Linked DNA regions of Homo sapiens: region 2 is linked to region 1. A link is an interaction called in ENCODE POLR2A ChIA-PET data of the cell type or tissue named here. Cell type or tissue: PC-9. All regions are shown on one strand.

Region 1 (8,000 bases):
AAACCAAATCATGGGGTGGCACAAAGCATGGGGTATGGCCAGGAATTGAAACAGTGAGGAGCAGAAGCCAAAGATGCCAGGATTCAATGCCCAGATAGAAAAGGCACAAACCGCAGGAGTGGGCCATGGTCCAACCAAGGGAGGAAGCTGCCCTTTGGGTACCAGAGAGTTCTGATTAATGCCCTAGGGCAGGATCTGTTCTTTGTGCGTGAACACCTCTCTTGAAGGCCCAGAATCCCTGCCACTGACACCACCCACCTTGGTAGACCCACTGAGTCATGAGTCTAGTTCCTAAGCCCTAGTCAAACCTCAGTCAGGATCACAAAGCTCATGCATTTGACTCATGGGGTAGTCTATGGTGCTGGATTCTGTACCTCTTTATTCTTCTTTTAGAAGCAGTCTTAGCAAGCTTAAGTAACTAGTTTCCCAGGCCATGATGGATTGGATTCGTGCATTAGAAATGGGGAGAGATGGCTGGGCGAGGTGGCTCACACCTGTAATCCCAGCACTTTGGGAGGCCAACGCGGGCAGATCACCTGAGGTCAGGAGTTCGAGACCAGCCTGGCTAACTTGGCGAAACTCCATCTCTACTAAAAATACAAAAATTAGCCGGGCGTGGTGGCAGGCACCTGTAGTCCCAGCTACTCAGGAGGCTGAGGCAGGACAATCGCTTGAACCCAGGAGGCAGAGGCTGCAGTGAGCCAAGATCATACCACTGCACTCCAGCCTGGGCAACAGAGTGGGACTCCATTTCAAAAAAATAAAATAAAATAAAGAAATGGGGAGAGATGGCTGGGCACAGTGGCTCACGCCTATAATCCCAGCACTTTGGGAGGCTGAGGTGGGTGGATTACCTGAGGTCAGGAGTTCAAGACCAGCCTGGCCAACATGGTGAAACCCTGTCTCTACTAAAAATGCAAAAATTAGCCGGCGTGGCAGCAGGCGCCTGTAATCCCAGCTACTCAGGAGGCTGAGGCAGGAGAATTGCTTGAACCCAGGAGGCAGACGTTGCCTTTTTGAAACTCTGTCCCGCCGCCTCCAAAAAAAAAGAAAGAAATGGTGAGAGATGCTATTAAGGAATCACCATCACAGCAACCAGAACTAATATGCTACAGCAGTGCTTCTTGGCCCCAGCCCTGATGACACTTGGGGCCAGCTCCCTCTTCACTGTGGGGGCTGTCCTTTGCCTTGCAGGGGGGTTACCAGTAGCACCTCCTCTATTTATGTCAACCAAAAATGTCTCAGATATTGCCACATGTCCTTGAAGGACAAAATCTCCCAGATTGTGAACCACTGTGCTGTAGGAAGAGAGTAAGCAGCAGTTACAAGTCCTCCAACTCCTGACAGCTCTCTTGCACTTCTGCCACGCAGACGAATAGTCCCCAAGAAGCTGCAGGATGGTGCTGACCAGCCCATCTGCAAAGACCCTGTCTCAGAAAGCGTGGGAAGTGTATGCCCAAAGGGTGACAGCGCTTCCCTGGGGAAGGTTCGAAGAAGGAATGTTTTTCTTCTCTTGGCATCTTTTGACAGTGCCTGGCACATGTTAGACCTTCAGTAAATATTTGAATATTTGTTAAGTTAAATTAGATTATAAAGGTTTCTAGGCTGATTCTGTACTGGTTTTGGACTTAGAAAGGGATGGATTGTTAAGCCTTTTTTTTTTTTTCAGACAAAGTCTTGTGCTGTCACCCAGGCTAAAGTGTCTTGGCACAATCACAGCTCACTGCAGCCTCTACTTCCTGGGCTCAAGTGATCCTCCCCTCCCAACCTCTCAAGTAGCTGAGACTGTAGGTGTGGGCCACCACGCCCACATCATTTTTTTAAATTTTATGTAGACAGGGAGTCTCACCATGTTGCCCAGGCTGGTCTCAAACTCCTGGCCTCAAGCAATCTTCCCACCTTGGCCTCCCAAAGTGTTAGGATAACAGGTGTGAGCCATTGCACCTGGCCTCTTCTGATGAGATTTTCTCAATCCTTCCAGGCCCATCTCCATTCCTGCTTCCTTCCCAAAGCCAGTCCCGAGTCTTCTCTCTCCTGACCCCTCTCCACCTCCCTCCAGCACTCTGACCTACTATATGCTTATCTTGTAGGTCAAGAGGAAGTAAGAATCTCTGTATCCCACTGAAGAGTGTGCACCAGGTGCAATCAGATAACCAGGGTGTCACAGGGTAGAGGTCTCTGTCTCATGTGTTTTTTTTTTTTTTAAGTTTTTTTTTTAGAGACAAGGTCTCGCTATGTTGTCCAGACTGGACTCAAACTCCTGGCCTCAAGCAATCCTCCAGCCTCGGCCTCCTGAGTATTCGGGACTGCAGGTGCACACCACTGCACCAGGCTTCTGTCTCATTTCTGGTTTGTGGTGTGTGCCCCTTTCTCTTTCACTGCTCAAGGGGTAAAGAAAATTGAGATCTGACTTATGGGGCCAAAATTAGGGGGGGAAGAAAAGCACTGCTGTCTGGCAGCTGGGGTCTCTCCAAACATATTCTCTTTTTTCTCAGAACAGCATGACGAAAAACATAAGCTGAGCCAGAGTAACTGCTGTCTGGCACAGCACAGGGTAGTTGCGTGCGTGCATACATGTGTGTGAATGTGTGAGCGGATAAGGATGGGCATGCTGGAGAGCGAGTGAGAGCGCGTGGGAGGGTACGTGAGGACATGCGTGTGTGTGTACTTGCGCACACAAGCTCTATACACGCGTTTTCTACTTGGGGTTATTCAGGGTCGGCATTCCAGTTGTTGGAAGCAGATCCTCAGCTGAGTGGCCTCTTTTGTAACCAGGGCCGTAGGTCTGAGCATTTCTTTTTGCAGTAGAAATGGGCTCTGTGATGAGTCACACCAGTGGCTGGACAGAAGGGAGACTTGGCTGAAGAAGCAAGTCTTCCTGAGTGGGTCTAGGGCAGCCACGGCCAGACCCTCACACAGAGACAGCCCCAGAAAGAGTGGCCCGTGGCAGGTGTGGGAGGCTCCTGGAGCATACTCACCGTCTGGGAGGGTTACATCTCTGGACATCAAGGTGGGAGCACACAGCTTGGCATGCACCCAGGGGCCTGGGCAGACCTTCACACTCACCTTGGAAGAGATGAGCGAGCAGCCATTCCCGCTGGCCCAGGACATTCACACCATGGGAATTCCCAAGGGCTCTGTCCTAAGAGATCTGATCTGAAATCCAAGCTCAGCCTGAAAAGAAATTGGCCCAAGTCATCCTAGTCCAGTCCCCACTAGGTGCTAGTTCCCAGCCCAGAGTCCAGGACAAGCACTCATTCCTACACTCCTGCTGGGAACCAGGAGAGAGACTTACACACCAGGAGACAGAATGAGTTATGCAAAGTCCCAGGGGCGGCCTTTCAGGGTGGTCAGGATGAACCAGGAACTCGCAAACAAGCTGAAGAAGGCACAGCAGAGAAGCCGATGAAGACTCACACTGAGAAAACACTTAGGGGGATGTGTCACCGGCACCGTGCCAAGCGCTGCATCATCCACCAACTCAGATCTTTGAAGCAATGCCTTAAGGGCACTGGGGCATTAGGCTGCTCAGCGGGCAGATGAGCAAACGGAGGCTCAGAAAGCGGAAGTGACTTTCCTGTTAGCACGCAGCTATTAAGTGCAGAGCCGAGATTCAAACAAAGTCAAGAATGAGGTACAAAATGTCTAGCAATCAGTAGGCTGGTTAAATAAACACTGATTTATTTATGGAATACTGGGCAGCCATTGACATTTCTTGGTAGAAGAATAGTTAATGGCCTGGAAAGATGTTCAAGATATGTAATTGAGCAGAAAAAAAAAAAAAAGCAAGGTACAAAACAGCATGTGCAGAGAGATTATTAAAACATAAAATACAGGCCGAGCACAGTGGCTCCTGCCTGTAATCCCTGCACTTTGGGAGGCCAAGGTGGGTGGATCACCTGAGGTCAAGAGTTCGAGAGCAGCCTGGCCAACACGGTGAAACACCATCTCTACTAAAAATACAAAATTAGCAGGGCATGGTATGCACGCCTGTAATCCCAGCTACTTGGGAGGCTGAAGACAGGAGAATCTCTTGAACTGGAGAAGTGGAGGTTGCAGTCAAGATCGCACCACTGCACTCCAGCCTGGGCAACAGAGCGAGACTCCATCTCAAAAAATAATAATAATAAAAAAACACACACAAAATACAGAGGTATGATTTCCGAGGAAAAAACTCAGAATATCAGCAGGGGCTTTCTCTGGATAATAGGAGTAGGTGTGAGTTCTACTCTATGGGTTTGTTCCTTTTTCTTACAATGATCATTTTGTAACAATGACAAACCTGACTTGGAAGAGTCCAGGCTGTGTTTCAGTTGTGTGGGGAGTGGGGGTGGGGAGGCGGTGTTTTGGTAGGGGGTGATGAGGGGATGATGGCTGGCACTGTGAGGTGATGGCTGAGCAGGTAGGAAGGTGTGGTGAGAAGCAATGCCTTTCCTAGGAACATATCCATCTTTCTTTTTCTTTTCTTTTCTTTTTTTTTTTTTTTTCTGAGATGGGGTTTCACCCTTGTTGCCCAGGCTGGAGTGCAATGGCACGTGATCTCAGCTCACTGCAACCTCTGCCTCCCGGGTTCAAGTGATTCTCCTGCCTCAGCCTCCGAAATAGCTGGGACTACAGCTACACCCAGCTAATTTTTTATTTTTAGTAGAGACAAGGTTTCACCATGTTGGTCAGGCTGGTCTCGAACTCCTGAAATCAAGTGATCCGTCTACCTTAGCCTCCCAAAGTGCTGGGATTACAGGCGTGAGCCACCGCACATGGCACACATCCATCTTTTTTCCTTTTTCATTTGTATCTTTTTTTTTTTTTTTTTTTTTTTTTTGAGACAGAATCTCCCTCTGTCACCCAGGCTGGAGTGCAGTGGTACCATCTCAGCTCACTGCAACCTCTGCCGCCCAGGTTCAAGCAATTCTACTGCCTCAGCCTCCCAAGTAGCTGGGATTATAGGCGCCTGCCACCGTGCCTGGCTAGTTTTTGTAGTTTTAGTAGAGACAGAGTTTCACCATGTTGGCCAGGCTGGTCTTGAACTCCTAACCTCGTGATCCACCCATCTCAGCCTCCCAAAGTGCTGGGAATACAGGAGTGAGCCACTGTGCCAGGCCTTTTTTTTTTTTTTTTCTTTTTTTGAAACAGAATCTCACTCTGTCCCCCAAGCTAGAGTGCAGTGGTGCAGTCACGGCTCACTGTAGTCTTGACCTCCTGGGCTCAAGCAATCCTCCTGCCTCAGCCTCCCAAAGTACTGGGATTATAGGCATGAGCCACCACACTTGATCATCTTTTTCCTAGACCTGACAGCCAGCAGGAGAGGCTGGGTACCCTGGCTGGTTCTCTGCGTGCACACGTGATTGAGTTCTACCAGTCTGGGCCTGTCCTTGCAATGCTGGGGGCAGGTGAGAGTAGGGAGGGGACAGAATTGGACCAGATGTGTCCTAGATATGCACAGAGAAGGTGCAGGTAGCTGGTGACAGGGACTTAAATGTGTGTGTGTGTGTGTGTGTGTGTGCCAAGTTCAGAGGGGAAGGTGCCCTGCTTAAAAATAAGAGTGGGCCAGTTGCAGTGGCTCACACCTGTAATCCCAGCACTTTGGGAGGCCGAGGCAGGCAGATCACTTGAGGCCAGGAGTTCAAAACCATCCTGGCCAATATGGCAAAACCCCGTCTCTACTAAAAAAAAAAAAAAAAAAAAAATTAGCCAGGCATGATGGTGTGTGCCTGAAGTCCCAGCTACTCGGGTGGCTGAGGCACAAGAATCACTTGAACCCAGGAGGTGGAGGTTGCGGTGTGCCAAGACTGCACCGCTGCACTCTAGCCTGGGTGACGGAGCGAGATTTGGTCTCAAAATAAATAAATAAATAAAATAAAAAGAGTGGCAATATAAGTCCAGCCATCTAGAACTGTGGGTCTCAATCCCTTGAGACCCAATGACATTCCCTTTAAAATTGATTTTTAAATATTTTGTAACAGCAACCTGAAAGTAAATGTGTTAATATAACCTACCTACTGACATAATATTTTTAATCGGCCAGGCGCGGTGGCTCACGCCTATAATCCCAGCACTTTGGGAGGCCGAGGTGGGTGGATCACCTAAGTTCAGGAGTTCGAGACCAGCCTAGCCAACATGGTGAAACCCCATCTCTACTAAAAATACAAAAAATTAACCGGGTGTGGTGGTGGGCACCTGTAATCCCAGCTACTCGGGAGGCTGAGGAAGGAGAATCACTTGAACCCATGAAGTGGAGGTTGCAGTGAGCTGAGGTGGCCCCATTGTACTCCAGCCTGGGCAACAAGAGTGAAACTCCATCTAAAAAAAATATATACATACATATACATATATATATATATATATATATTTTAATCATTATTATTATAACTATATCATAAAGGAAAAATATTAAAATGAAACAACAGGTATTTCAATATGTAAATGGTCAGGAATGACTGCATTCCGTATGTAAATGTTTAGGCATGACTGCATGAGAAGGCAACATTTCCACCACCACCAACGCTCATGCGGGCACACACATTTCCAAAATTCTTCCTAGGGGAGATTCAACCCTGAGGACCACTGATTTAAATAATAGCAGGCTGTGGCTCACGCCTGGAATCCCAGCACTTTGGGAGGCTGAGGCGGGCGGATCACGAGGTCAGGAGATCGAGACCGTCTTGGCTAACACAGTGAAACCCCGTCTCTACTAAAAATACAAAAAAAAAAAAAATTAGCCGGGCGTGGTGGCGGGCGCCTGTAGTCCCAGCTACTTGGGAGGCTGAGGCAGGAGAATGGTGTGAATCCGGGAGGCGGAGGTTGCAGTGAGCCGAGATGGCACCACTGCACTCCAGCCTGGGCAACAAAGTGAGACTCTGTCTCAAAAATAAATAAATAAATAAATAACAATAGCTGGCCTATAATGGGTGCTTTCTTTTTTTTTTTTTTTTTTTTTGATACGGAGTCTCGCTCTGTCGCCCAGGCTGGAGTGCAGTAGCGCGATCTCGGCTCACTGCAAGCTCCGCCTCCCAGGTTCAAGCCATTCTCCTGCCTCAGCCTCCCAAGTAGCTGGGACTACAGGCACCCGCCACCATGCCCGGCTAATTTTTTGTATTTTTAGTAGAAACGGGGTTTCACCAGGTTAGCCAGGATGGTCTCGATCTCCTGACCTCATGATCCACCTACCTTGGCCTCCCAAAGTGCTGGGATTACAGGTGTGAGCCACCGTGCCCGACCATAATGGGTGCTTTCTATGGGCCAGTGTTCCAGTGGCAAGGGAACATGAATGGCATGGGTGTAGCAGGAGGCAGGTGGCTTGTGTGGAGAGCATGTGAGGTGGGCCAGTGTGGCCATGCACACATGAAAAGAGAGAAGCTGTGGTCCTGTGGTGAGAAGGAGGAAGCAGCTGCCTTCCCTCTGGGCTCCTCTCTTGACATCACATCCTGCCTTGGAGGAGGAGCCCAATGAAGACAGCATCTAGAGATGATTTGGGTTGAGGATCCCATGTTGATCAGAATTCACCAGGCCTTTCAATGCTCACTTCCTCCCCAGGAGGTGAGCTCGAACTTCGGACCCTCAGATGAATCACAGAGACCACACATGGAGACCCATCTCCCTGTTTTGTAATCTCCATGCATTCGTAGCCAATCTCCCAGCCACACCTTCTCAAGTCCTGATAGCCATTCGCAGTCTCCCCAGCCTCCACTAGCAAAGGAGAGATGAGAGGGCTCCCAGCCCATGGCCCTGAGGAGGGTGAGGACTGGGCCAGACACCTTGGGCTAATCGATAAGGAGCCTCTTGAAATACCCTCGTCACTTCCTGGCTGTGTGCTGAGCCACTCTAGGGGAAGAGGGATTCTCAGACAACCCTTGGGCCAGGCACTTGGATCTTGACTGGAATAATTAGACACAGAGCCAACAATGATGTCATGCCTCTGCAGAAGAAAGAAGGATGACTTTGAGCAAGGTGCTTACCTTGGCCTCAGTCCTCTTGTTTGTCAAGTGAGCTGGGGTGGACCT
Region 2 (8,000 bases), 200 kb after region 1:
TTTTTTTTATGACACAGGAGTCTTCAGAAGTGAAGCCTCCCAAACTCAGGGAAAACTGTCTATTTTTATGGTTAGGTTTGATGAAGAATGGACGGCTGTGTAGAAATATGATTGGACAAAAAGGGTATGATCTGGCTGGGCATGGTGGCTTATGCCTGTAATCCCAGCACTTTGGGAGGCTGAGGTGGGAGGATTGCTTGAGTCCAGGAGGTTGAGACCAGCTTGGGCAACATAGCAAGACCCAGTCTCTACAAAAAATTTAAAAATTAGCTGGGTGTGGTGGTATGCGCCTGGAGTCCCAGCTACTCAGGAGGCTAGGGCAGGAGGATCACTTTAGCCCAGGAGGTCGAGTCTGCAGTTAGCTGTGATCGTGCCACTGCGCTCTAGCCTGAGCAACAGCGTGTGATCCATCTATAAATAAAAAACAAAACAAAAACAAAAAGAGTATGATCTAATAGTAATGGACTGAGGTGGGAAACCCAGCAAGGTCTGTCTGTCCAGAATTATTCTTGACCTCTGTGTAGCATTCCTTCCTCTCTGTTATAGGGCAGGACCCATTCTGGAATGAGGGTTTTATGATCTGCTATCGGACAAGACAGGTCAGATAATTTCTTTATGGCCAGGAAGTCGAGGCTGCAGTGAGCTGTGTTTGTGGCCTTGCACTCCAGCCTGGGCGACAGAGCAAGACACAGTCTCAGAAAAAAACAAAAAGCAACAACAAAGTGCTCATTATGCTAAAGTGCCATACTTGGGAGTATTATTTTCTGAGCCTCAAAAACCGATTGTCAGTGTTTCAGTATTTTGACTCCATGATCAATTATCTCTTATCCTACAAATTCTCAATAAGCCAGAATAAATTCCTGTGTATTTTCTGTAGCTCTATTGACTACACTTTAATAATAATAGCAAGACCTTTTTCATTGTTTTGCCGCAAGGATTGTAGAAGACTAAATTGGGATGCATTATCTAAAGTACCTGTAAAATAATCCATGTTTAGTAAGATAATGTGAAACTTCAAGAACCTAAGAACCTAAGTAAGGTTCTTAATTAGTTGCAACTAACATGAGCTACCCTCCTAATCTAAATCAACAGCCTGGTCCGACATGAATTAGTTTGAATGCCCATCCACAAGCCTCATCTACTTCCATTTTGGAGATGGCTTCTATTCACTTTTGGACAGTATTATTTTAGGAAAATTATACTATGCACATTTGTTGAATTTCATACAAAAGGATCCAATTTAATTAGAGATATAGTTTTACACTTTAGTCTACTTTTTAAGCTGGGCCGTCCATGCTGTCAAATTTCATAGCTGTCAGATAGACATTGCTTTTGCATAGTTCTCTGCAAGTTGTGACAGTGCCACTGTTTATCTTTTATGCACATAGGATTAAACGTGTGACCTGTGGAAGAGTGCTTGATTTGATGTCAGTTGAATGAGGAAGCCAGTCCCCTTAAATGAGTTAGATACGGGGCAAAATGATTTTTACTTGGAATTGTGTTTAAAATTCATTCTCATTCAGTTCAGTTTGTGTTCCCTTTAGTCTGCTCCTACAGTATGCAAAAGTACGAGCAAGAGGGTTGCTTATAAGCATCCTTGTCTTCTATTTAATTTTATTTTGAACTGCTTCTAGGGTAGTTAATGTTCTTCACTAGATCTTATATTAGCAGGAATGTCCAGACTTGGCACTCCAGGGTATTCCAGATACAGTGGTATTTGGCAGGGGGCTTGTGTTTTTCTTCACTCAAAGAACAACAGGATAGAGTCAGGAGTGCATCGTGAATTAAAACATCACAAGGCTTTGCTTGCATCTTCCCAGTTTCATTATTGTCATGTTCCCTGTTGGCCTGTTCTCCTTATGCCAGTGGTATTCCTTGTGTTATTATCATGCTGGCCTTACAGTTGCCATTCCTTGGTGACTCAAATGGCCATGTTAAAATATCTGGAATGTTCTTATTCTCAGCCAGCAATTTGAAGGGCCAATTGGTCTTATTCTTGGCACTGTTGATCTAGGTCTGGATCTGCTGTGGACTAGCTGTTTATCACTGGAGCAAATATAGGCCTCTCTCCTGGGCTTCAGTCTTACATGTGACTGCCTACCCAGGATCTCCACTTAGATGACCCACAGTAACTTCAGTCTCTACATGACCAAATCTACATGACCATGCCACCCTGCCCCACCCACCCAACTCCCTTCTGTGCACTTCTTGGGCTCCCTAGCTGAGAAAGTGGTACCACCATCTTCCCCCTACCCAGTCCCATCAGGTGGGCCTCCATGTTTTTCTTCTTCCCATCTCTACTGCCACCACCTTAATTCACCTGGACTGTCACGGTAGCAACTAAATGATCTCAATGCCACTCTTGCCCTTCTCCACTTTAGCCTCAGTTCAGCATCCAGAATGCTTTTAAAATGCAAAGCTGGTGTACACTTGTAATCCCAGCACTTTGGGATGCCAAGCCAAGCCAAGGCCCAGAGCCAAGCCCGTGGTGGAAGGATTGTTTGAGCCTAAGAGTTCACGACCAGCTGAGGCAACAAAGTGAGATCCTGTCTCTACAAAAAACAAAAAATTAGCCAGGTGTGGTGCTACATGCCTGTTGTCCCAGCTACTCCATAGGCTGAGGGGAGGATCGCTTCCATCTGGGCAGTTGAGGCTGCAGCGAGCCATGATCACGCCACTGCACTGCAGCCTGGGTGACAGAGTGAGACACTGTCTCAAAAAATAAGATAAATAAAATGCACATCTGATCATGTCACACTTCTGGTTAAAATTCTTCCATGGCTTCCCATTGCGTTTAAGTTAATATCTAAAATCCTTCCAACATGGATTCCAAGGTATTGCCTGTCTGTTCCCTGACTACCAGTCTGGCATCAGTGCATGGCATTGTACCCTTCTACACTGTGCTCTGGCCTCCCTGGCCTTTCAGTTCTTTGTTTGTGCCAAGCCCCTTGCTCCCTTAGGGCCTTCACACTGCCTGGAACATGCCTTTCGCCTAACTCCTACTAATTCCCAATCCTCCAGATCCCAGCTATGGTGCACTTCCTCAGTCCCCCAGACTGTTAGCCTCTCCCATTTATAGCTCTTATCAAAATGGTCGCTAGTTGAGTGATTACTTGATTAATGACTGTCTCTCTCTAGATCATAAGCTACAAGAAGGAAGCGACAGATGCCTATTCTGTTCATTCTATATCCCCAGTCCTTGCACAATGCCTGATTTACAATGGCATTTGATAAATATTTTTAAATGATTGAATGTAACTTATCTGAGCCTCAGTTTCCTCCCCTGTAAAGTGAGATAGCAACTGAAGATGACATTGTGAGGCTCAAGTGAGATAACACTAATAGCAACGCATATTATAAGCTCTTTATTATATATGATTTTATTTGCCCATAAAAGTGTTTTTTAAGCCTAAAAGTAGCATGCATGTATAGGGAGTTGTTTTTGCTCTCTGTTCAATACCTCAGCCAAAGGATTTAGAGGTTAATTTGAGAAACACAACACTGTGGGAGGTGGCAATAGGTCATGAGCCTGCAAATGTACACGAGGAAAGCAAGCCTTGCGGTGTCTCTTTTCTCCTCTCCCCTTTCCCCTCTCCCCCTCCTTCTGCCCTCTCTCTTCTCCTGTCTTCCTTTTCCCTTCTCTTCACTCCCCTGTCCCCTCTCCCCTCTGGTGAGTTCATTTCGTTACCCATTGGAAAAAGCCTAATCAAATGTGCCTTTGTTAGCAGTTTACAAAGCGAATGCTGAATGTGGTTTGTGTGCCTTGAATTTGTAATGGAATTAGAGGGCAGCCAGAGGACTGTGAATCTCCTTATGGGTGGAAACCATTCTGTTTAGTAAACTTGAAGCTTTTGTCAGTTGAAACCTCTGAGAAAATAAAGCTGAAGTGGGTGAGGCCAGTGTTCTTTGCCCATACTTTATTCACTGTTTGGATCACCTGTTTCAGCTCTCCAGGCAGTGACTTCTTATATAATTGTTTTTCATAGGGCAGTCCAGATGAAAAGAGTACCAATGAATCTGCCTCCAGCTGAATAAACCATGGAGAGGAAAAACCCATCCAGAGAGAGCCCCAGAAGACTCTCTGCCAAAGTAGGCAAAGGCACAGAGATGAAGAAAGTGGCTCGTCAGCTTGGGATGGCTGCTGCTGAGTCAGACAAGGACTCTGGCTTTTCAGGTTAAAAATATCTTATCCTTCCTCTGTTTTGTGAGTGAATGCTTTGCGTGAAAAATTTCCTCCCCAAAACTCATTTATGTGATAAGGATGGGATGCTTTCACACACAGGATAAATACTTACCTGCTTTAAAATGGTAATTCTGATGCCATATGTCAGGGTACCCATCAAAGTCACCACAGGGTTAGTTCTGAAAGAATTATTTAACATCTTTTTTCAACTTAGACTCTGAATCTTACACTTCCAACTATTGCAATTGGTCACTGGAAAAAATATTTAAATACTCATAATTCTGTTGTTTTACTTCCTTTTTCACAGGAATTATTACATTGTAGGGGAAAAATTGCTACTGCATGTAGTTTCCATGTAACAAATTGGAAGACTGCCAGTTAAATAAAAGTAATACTGTATATAATTTGTAAGGTAACTTTTTCATTGAGAAAGTAGTTTCGCTGTGTTTAGAAATGTACGCCTCCAACAACCCCTCCCCCCAGTCTCTATGCATTTTGTATTTGGACTGTGAGCCACCTGGCCTAGCTCTAAACTTGAGTATCTATTAGAGATAAGAAAATAGAACAGTTTTCCTTACAAGTTTTTCTTAAACCTTACCCAAAAGGGCTAGCTGCATATATATTGAATCATTCAATTTTGTGCTGGGGCTCTTTTTTTATTTCCCGCTCTGAGGGTAGTGGCTTGAATATGGCGCTAGTGTGATTTTTGGCGCGGGGATGCAGAGGGGTGATGCTGAGGGATTCTGGTCAAGTCAACATCCTGAGAGTAGAACCCTCTCAAGGAGAAGATTTATATTATCCAGACTCACAAAGACAAATCAATCAATTTTGATTTATTAACTTATAGTGAGAAATGCAGCTGTTAGGAAAACTAGAACTCTCTTGTCTTTAGATTGGCATATTTTCTCCCTGTAGGCATGCTGCTTGAAAAGGCAAATTATAAATAGACCGTTGCTCAAAGAGGAACAGAGCGCCAACCAAGGGATTAGATTAAAAGGAATTAGTTGCCCTGCCCAGGGCCAGGACAGTCCAGGGAAGGGCGGGCCAACCTTCCCTTTGGATTTTTCTTCTCTCTCTCAGCATTGTTTCCTAAGCCTGCCTCATCATAAGGCTCACCTGAGGCATTTGTTAAAAATATTGATCACCAGATCTCCCTCCTGGAGACTCTTTCAAGGGTCTGGACAGGGCCTGGAATGTGGGTTCTTTTAAAAAACAAGTGTTTCTGTTGTATGATCAGACAGGTTTGGGAAACACTGGAGGCCTAGTGCCTCTTTTTTTCTTTTAATATCACGTTTGCTTTTTGTTTATGTTTCATTTCATGAATACGTGCTCATTGTAAAAGCTTGGACAGGTAGGAAAGCATGAAGAAGAAAAACATTATCCATAATCTTACCATCTATTATTTCCAGTACTGTTGACATTTTGACACTTCTAACAACTTCAACTTTGTCAGGCCAGTTGTTTTAAGAATATTGTACTACTCAGATATAAGGTGGTATTAAAATAATCAAACTCATTATGCCCCAGAAAGTAGCCCCAGTGAATGCCACTGGAATGCTTCGAGCCACTCTTGGGCCAGGTGCCAGTGATTTCCTCACTGCCTGAGTTATTCCAGTTACCTTGGAGTAGGATGAAATTTGCAAAATCAAGACAATTTTTCCCATTTTAATTACCACATTTGTAGTTCAAAAAATTTCAAATCTATACAAAAGCAAATGAATACCCCATATGTCTATCTTTTTGCCATATATGCTTTCTCTCTCTCGCTCTCTTTACACACACACACACACACACACACACACACACTCTCTCTCTGAATTATTTGAAAGTAAATTGCAAACACTTGACATTTTACCCCATGTAGCTTCAGTACAGATTTCCTAAAAACAAGGACATTCTTCTATGTAGTTATAATATCATTATCATACCTAAGAAATTTAACACTGATACTTATCATTAGCTACACTCCATATTCAGATTTTCCCCCATTGTCCCAATAATGTCCTTTATAGCTGTTTGTCTTTTTGTCTGTTTTGGATCCAGAATCCAACTGAAGATTGAGCATTGCATTTAGTTGTCCTGTCCTTTAGTCTGGTTTAGTTTATAACCACTCCCCTATCTTTTCTTTCCTTTTTTTCTTTCTTCTTTCTTTATGACATTGACATCTTTGAATGAGTCAGGCCTGTTGCTTTGTAGAATGTCTCACACTCTGGATTTTCTGGTAGTGTCCCCATTATTAGGGTCAGGATTAGCATCTTGACCAGAATACTATGTTGTTGATGTTGTATCCTTCCCATTGCAACACATTTGGAGACTCATAAGTTAGTCTTACTCTTGGTGATGCTCTGGTTGGTTGATCACTTGGCTAAGATAGTGTGTACAGATTTCTTTACCATTAAAGTACCCTTTTCTCTTTGTAATTAATAAGTAATTTATGGGATAATACTTTATAATTGTGTGACTATCCTATTCCCCAACAAACTGTTTACCAGAGTTAGCATCCATTGATGATCTTTGCCTGAATCATTACATTGGCGGTTTAAAAGTGGTGATCTTGGCCGGGCGCGTTGCCTCACACCTGTAATCTCAGCACTTTGGGAGGCCGAGGCAGGTGGATTACCTGAGGTCAGGAATTCGAGACCAGCCTGACCAACATGGAGAAACCCTGTCTTTAATAAAAATACAAAATCAGCCAGGCGTGATGGTGCATTCCTGTAATCCCAGCTGCTCGGGAGGCTGAGGCAGGAGAACCGCTTGAACCCGGGAGGCAGAGGTTGTGGTGAGCTAAGATCATGCCATTGCACTACAGCCTGGGCAACAAGAGCGAAACTCTGTCTCAAAAAAAAAAAGGGGGTGATCTTCTAATTTTACCATTCTTTGTACGTCATTAGCTGACATTCTTCTGTAAAAAGTGCTTTCCCTCCTCCCTCTTCTTTTGAGTATCACTAATGTAGTCATGGAATTCTTTTGTAATTCAGTTTGTCAACCTGTTAAAATCATCATTTCTGATACTCAAATTGTCTCAAATTTGACCAGCAGGAGTCCCCTCAAGATAGCTCTTGTGTCTCGTTGACATGTCTCTGTTAGTGTTTGAGCACTTCTTTGCTTTCTGGGACAAGCAGCTGTCCAGGCTCATCTCGTATCTTCCCTGTCAAAGTCTTGGAATCAGCTGTTTCTCCAAGGACCCCTCATTTCCTTTATGTGCAGAATGGCATTTAGAAACCAAGATCTGGGCACTCAATATGTACATTGCTTCTGGGCTCATTTGTTTTCAGTCTAATGGTTCTTAACTAGAGGTGTACATTTGGATTACTTGTGTTTTGTGAAATACACCTACCATGGAACCAGGTAAATCACTTCAGTAGATCAAGGGAAGGATCCCAACATTTATGGTTTTTTAAAAGTATCACTGGAGATTCTAAATCATATTTCCATTGATGTATATCCTTCCAGTCATACAGTCTTCCTTAAGCTGGAGAAAATGCAATTGTTTTGAGGTTTACAGATTGGTTTTGTTTTTTTAATTGTAATTACATCTTGTGGTACCCAGAGCCTCTGAAGGTCTTAATCCTACCTTGGGCCATACTCGTCTCCTTTCTCAACATAGATTCTCGAAAGTAATAAACTAACTTTGAAACCTTGAACTCATTTCTCCTGTAGACTGATGATGATTACTTTCATGTGAGCCCTAATTGAGGCAGGTTTTTGTCTGTAAGAGAGTTAGAAAGGAAGTCAAACTCGTCCTAGGGCAATAATTCTTAATCTTTGGTGGAGGAGGGATTAATTATAGATCCCATTGAAAAGCCAATGAAAGCTA

What was found. ChIA-PET counts read pairs that join two places held together with the same protein. Peaks named below come from ENCODE experiments on the same cell type or tissue, not always from the same donor. Only the 100,000 strongest peaks of a DNase experiment are listed, where the experiment ranks them.
Region 2: POLR2A ChIA-PET joins it to region 1 with 15 read pairs; 8 of 35 experiments call an interaction of 5 or more read pairs at or near these places.

The regions. Positions count from the first base shown.
Region 1 is chr14:76,901,595-76,909,594 of GRCh38, forward strand. No RefSeq gene overlaps it. Among named protein-coding and RNA genes, the nearest start is that of LINC01629, 54 kb to the right of the region's middle. RefSeq lists enhancers at 2,257-2,994, 2,820-4,019, 3,299-3,348, 7,259-7,318. In PC-9, no CTCF peak of the experiment used is centred here; DNase peaks (open chromatin) are centred at 2,787 and 3,537; H3K4me3 peaks cover 364 bases; H3K27ac peaks cover 2,242 bases.
Region 2 is chr14:77,101,671-77,109,670 of GRCh38, forward strand. It overlaps CIPC (CLOCK interacting pacemaker), which reads left to right. Exons shown (of 4, transcript NM_033426.3): 2 at 3,987-4,174. The coding sequence starts at 4,039. Among named protein-coding and RNA genes, the nearest start is that of CIPC, 7.4 kb to the left of the region's middle. In PC-9, CTCF peaks have their summits at 7,091 and 7,299; no DNase peak of the experiment used is centred here.